Regions from separate parts of the Homo sapiens genome. Here region 1 is linked to region 2. Evidence: chromatin contacts called from ENCODE Hi-C or POLR2A ChIA-PET data. All regions are on one chromosome and are shown on one strand. The core of a region is the stretch at or near the end of the contact, and the rest is flanking DNA. Distances in the headings are between cores, read along the strand shown.

The links. A loop is a pair of places that touch in the nucleus more often than their neighbours do. ChIA-PET counts read pairs that join two places held with the same protein, here RNA polymerase II (POLR2A). Pooled maps may share reads with other maps.
Region 1: a loop to region 2 is called in a map of vagina, with 2.2 times the contacts of the local background. The contact joins two enhancer-like sites. A Hi-C loop is called at or near these places in 25 of 168 maps with a recorded cell type or tissue (B cell, CD14-positive monocyte, CD4-positive, alpha-beta T cell and 19 more), 34 of 37 single-sample maps with no recorded cell type and 25 of 50 pooled maps. POLR2A ChIA-PET finds 5 or more read pairs at or near these places in 22 of 52 experiments (AG04449, AG04450, CD4-positive, alpha-beta T cell and 16 more).

Annotation. Positions count from the first base shown.
Region 1 is chr11:35,157,517-35,160,216 of GRCh38, reverse strand. The region is part of intron 1 of CD44 (CD44 molecule (IN blood group)); the gene reads right to left. Among named protein-coding and RNA genes, the nearest start is that of SNORD164, 4.1 kb to the left of the region's middle. Within about 2 kb of position 1,381, at least 13 of the 41 ENCODE cell types and tissues checked have a DNase peak (open chromatin) inside an H3K27ac peak, as active enhancers do; they include ascending aorta and heart right ventricle, where a contact is called at or near this core.
Region 2 is chr11:35,098,801-35,101,500 of GRCh38, reverse strand. No RefSeq gene overlaps it. Among named protein-coding and RNA genes, the nearest start is that of CD44-DT, 38 kb to the left of the region's middle. Within about 2 kb of position 1,265, at least 5 of the 41 ENCODE cell types and tissues checked have a DNase peak (open chromatin) inside an H3K27ac peak, as active enhancers do; they include ascending aorta and heart right ventricle, where a contact is called at or near this core.

The DNA.
Region 1 (2,700 bases), core at 132-2,631, 59 kb before region 2:
GATCCCTGCAATAAATTTCAGCATCTTGGGCCAATTTGAACCATTCTTCAGTTCTGAGACAATCCTCACCTGAGGAGCTGCTGAGTGGCCCCCAACTGAAAAATGAATGGGAAGCTGGGAGGCATCCCCCACCTGGCACCTTGATCTTTGATGGCCTTGGAGGCCCCATTGCCCCTGGGGAGAGTGAGGAGAGGAAAGTTTCCACCACCTCCTTTCCTGAAGATGCCTCCCAAGAGTTCTCAATTGTTTTGAGCTCCTCAATTCTCAAGGAGCCAGAAAAATCCAGTTTCTTAGGAAAAGGAGACACCTTGAACTTTCAAGGCTCCATTCTAGGGACAGAAGAACAGGATTAATCCCATGAAGCTGAATGGGAACTTGCAGTGTAGTGTTAAAAGGGAGAAGGAGCTCTGAATTGAATTCCAGCCCCACCATATAAAAGCTGAGACATCTCAGGCAGGTTACGTCCGCTTTATGAGCCTCAGTTTCTCTGCCTGTAAACTGGCTCTGATGAAATTCAGCCATTCATTTATTCAGTTGTCATTTGCTGCCTCTCTCAAAGAGAAGTTGATGGGAGTTAGAGAATAAATATACAAAAAGCACCAGTAGAGAGTCTGGATCATAACAGATAGTTAATAAATGTCCGTTTTTTTTCCCTTCTCCTACAGGAAGATGAAACCTTGGATGACTGGCCCCAGTCTTCCCCGCTGCAAAGGGGTCTCATAGTTTCTAATTTATGATGTGTTTGCACCATGAAAAAATCATCTGCACTTTGATAATCTGCTCTTTCATCTCAAACAACAGTCCAAAATCACACTCTAATGAAATTAAAAGCAGATGAGAAACCGACACACATGTAAATACTCCTATTAAAAGGTGCAAAAGCCTTACTCACTTCTGAGGTGTGGCTGGGAGTGGCCAGATCTTGTTTTCTTTAGAGGACAGCAGAACTAAGCAGCTAAAGGCAATTAAAGGTATTTTTGGAGATGAGAGAATTGATTAAAAACGATGGACACACTTTATGCACTCAGAAGCTGGCACCTCATTGGCAACCAAGAAATTCCAAGCTTGCGCTTCTAGGGAGGAAGTGGACTCTGGGAAACTCCAAACTTCTCAGAATGAAAAGGAAGCTACTCTGTTAAACTGCCTCTGGAAAGAGCCCTTCTGTTCTCTGGCCTCAGAGAACAGCACTGTAAGGAAACAATTGCAATGGGAGAGGGAGGAAAACACCATTTCTTCCTCCAGCCCCACCACCCACTGCCAGGACAGAAGGCAGGAAGAGGCTGATCCTGCTGAGACAAGCAGCCTTGGGGATTGACTGTAATTGTGCAAGTAAAGACAGGACCTGGAGTGCGTTTCCCAGTTCACTTTCACCAGCTACAGCAATAATCCTGCTTCCCGGAACATTCCATGCTGCTTCATTTGCTCAGCAACAGTTGTTCCAGGAAGCCTGTATGCACATAGTGTCAGCTTGCTGGTGTGCCCGCCCTGCCAAATTCAATGAGAGTTTATTGGCTAATGTTTTTCCCAGAAATGGGATGAAAATCTTCCAGAGGCAGCTGGAATCATTTTCAAGTGCAGCAGGAACACAGTTGGGGCAAATGGTGAATGGAGAGGCCCCAAGTGTAATCATCACAATGACCTTAATTATGACTGTTGAATGCTTACTCCATGCCAGTCGTTCTATCAAGGGTTTCAAGTCTGTGATCGCGTCAGTCCTTACACAACTCTAAGCCATAGGTATATTACAACTCTATTTTAGAGAAGAGAAAATTGAGGCTCAGAAAAGTTAAGTAAACTGCTTAAGGCCACATAATTGGTGACTGGCAGAACTGGAACCCAACTCTATCTCTGCAATTCATACGGCTTTCTAAGCACCCAGCACACCAGAAGCAAACTCCCCAATGCGTCCTTGACAGCCCAGAGACTCAATTATGTGGGCTGGAGTAAACCTTCTCAATTCCGGCCTTTGGAAGAAGATAGGAAAGCTGGTTCTGAGAGACCCTGGTCCCTGCTGGCCTATTTGAAAAGGATCTTATTTCTGAGTGTCTCCCAGGGCTCTGGGAAGCTACTTTTGGAGAAGAAACCAGATGAGTTTTCCAGAGTTTTTAACAACGCAAACAATGCAGAATACAAAAGTGGCTGTTGACTTTAGCCTTCCAAACAATACAAAGAACAGGAAGCTCAAACAGATAATCGGGCTCCTTTCCTATATCATCAGAAACTATGCGGAAGGAAGCCTGGGGATGATCTGATGAGGCTTGTTTCAGAGGCGAGAGAGCTGCCCTAAACACGTCCCAGAGGGGAGCCACACCGAGCACTCCCCTCAGCCCCAGCAAGAAGTAGCCTGGAGTATCCATGTCTTGCTTCCCCAGCCCTTGCCCCAACAGTCCTGTCTCTAGAGGAAAAATGTTTCCTCCTTATCCCTCACACTTATCCTGAGTGGGCAGATGTTGCATGTGTTCAGCTTCCCTTGGGGTGATGCCCTTGCAGGAAACTGTGGAAGAGATGATTTCTTAGATGATGCCAGCCAAGGAAGCAGGTACAGGGACTGGGGTGGCTCACAGCTATGAGGAGGAAGGAGGGAGTGAGAGAAGATGTGGCCTGTGTATTGACTCTCCTCTGCTTTTCAAGCACTTGTCTCTTATTCCAATAGAAACAGATAGGTTAAAAGATGATAGATATAGATAGATGATAGATATA
Region 2 (2,700 bases), core at 16-2,515:
TTCAGCAGAGAAGCGTGCCCAGATGACAAAGCATTTGTTGTGTGAAGGACGGGATGATTTTGGATCCAGGATGGTGACATCATGACTATGTCAATATTGGGTCCAGTGCCACGTGGACTCAATGTGAGAGTTCTAGGGAAAGACAAGCTGTGAGAAAAATCTGAGCAGTGAAGATTTCCCATTGTCATGGAGCTGAGCCTTGAGTGCACAGAGGAAGCCATGGGTATGAGGGTTCTCCCAGTGGTTGCCAGCTAAAGAATCATGGCCATGAGACTCCACTGAGGGGCCAGAGGTGCACAAGAGGAAAATGGCAGGCACCAAATGGAAATGGCAAGGGCTTATTTAGGAGCATATTTGACATACCCCTAAGAATGCTCAGAAATACTCGAGTGACACTTTGAGAAGAATTGAAGTATGAATAGCAAGGGGGCCAGTGAAACATGATTTATGGCTGTCTACTGCACCCCACCTTTGCCACCCAGACTCATGTCCTCTCGGGGAAACACAAGTCATGTTTCAAATTCATGTGAGACTGTATGGGCCCACATCCTGTCCATCCAGCAAATATATCTGTCACCACCTTAAGTATTTATGTATTACCTCTTCCAAAATATTGGTTATTCTTGGAGCTAATACAAGTAGTATTAATGACCCCAGGTCTGTCCCAACGCAAGCTTTGGCAACCTAACACACTGGTCTGGGCAGCATGGTGAGAGATGGAAGGGTCTTACCCTTCCTGTGGAATATAGCGGGCTGGGCAGCAAGAGGGCTATGCTCAGTGTCCTGAAGTCAGATTTCAAGAGATGAGGCTCCTACTGAAGCAGGGAAGTGGTGTCTCAGCAGATTAAGACCCTGCTGCCTTGCTGACCAGGACAGCCTTCCTCTCACCCCTGGGCTAGAGCCCTAAAATCTTGTCTCTTGCACAGCAAAGCTATCTTTAATTTTTTTTTTTTTTTTTTTTTTGAGATGGAGCTTTACTGTTGTTGCCCAGGCTGGAATGCAATTGTGCGATCTCAGCTCACTGCAACCTCTGCCTCCCAGGTTCAAGCCATTCTCCTGCCTCAGCCTCCCGAGTAGCTGGGATTACAGGCATGTGCCACCATGCTCGGCTAGTTTTGTATTTTTAGTAGAGACGGGGTTTCTCCATTTTGGTCAGGCTGGTCTTGAACTCCCGACCTCAGGTGATCCGCCCGCCTTGGCCTCCCAAAGTCCTGGGATTACAGACGTGAGTATCATTCTATTTTTAGAATAAAAAACTGCTATGAACCATACTTTCCATTCTTCAGGCCCTTGCCTGGGCTCTATTTCTAGTGACCAACTGGAAAAATAACTCTCATTCTGCACGGACATACTTGAAATTTGGCCAGTGGTTTTACAGTCCACTCCCTGGAGAATTGTTTCCCAAACAATGACAGGGCTGTGCTGTTAGGAGAATGTCATCCTGTAGTTTGCAGAGAGAATGTTAACCTCCACAGTGCCAATCCCACTACCTTCAAGCCACAGGGAAATTTGAATTGTATTGCTTCTCTCAAAGATTCAATTACAGACTTGGGGCTTTCTGCTAATGAAGATGATGAAACTTCAGGTCATGTAAATAAGAAAAGTTGAAGTTCCCAGAAAAGAGTGCTGGCTTTTTCGTGACTTTTTCCCAGTGGCTTCTATTTCTAACGGGAATTATTAGCCATGACAGAAGAGAGGCTTGATCCTTTACTGTAAACAAAACTGGACATGAAATGTGCTGAATGAACCTGAATTCCTCTGACTAGATAGGAACTAAGCCTGCCCTGGGAAAAGGTGGGACGAAGACATGGAAACCGACATTGGTGTAAGCATTAGGAGATGTGTGTTCATAGTGGGACTGGTGATTCTAAAGCCATTAAAGGGCATCAGTTTCGTGAGCCTAATATGATAATTTCATACCTGGGATTATTCAAATTGCTTTGAATGTGCCTCCACTCTTAGGAGATGGAAACTGTACTCTCTTTCTGAGGATGACTCATCTCTAGTACATTCCATGAAAACGGACAATGCCTCTGGAGGGCCTAGGGCCTGGATTTTCAAACTGCAGTGCATGTACCCTTGGGATTACACAGATTATGAAAGATACACAAAGCTTAGAAAAACAGGGTGTATGTTTCCAAAACATTCACTTTACTTGCAGATAGGTGGTTTAAAAAGAATGTTAAGATATATAATGTTTATGACCACTAAGTGTGTATTCAAAGTCTTTTCTGTATTGGGAAAATGTCCTACATTGTGAGCCCTGCCTTCATAAAGTAGAAATTGGAATTTACTATTCCATCCTCTCTTGTAGTTGGGCTATAGGCTGGGTCTTAGGCAGTACCATGCAGATACAACCACTAACGACTTCAATTCGGTCAAAAGCAATATGAGGAAGGAGCCTTGAGAAATCTGTTTGGGCAGCACTGTGACAAAGCCACACGCAGCAGTAGCAGAGCCTCTGTATCCAGTCCCCAGTGGGATCAGAGCAAGCACCTCTGTCTGGGGCAGGCTGGGGTGTTTGTGTCCAAGGCCAACACCACTGGACATTTGCTGGGGCAGCCCCTGGGGACTGGCTTCATCATGTTTCCACTACGTGGGGAACCCAATGCTTTAGATTTCCTAGAAGATCCACGGTTGCCCTTAAATTCTTGTTCTGCCTGAGCTACCTAGAATGGACTCCATTATTTTCAACCAAGA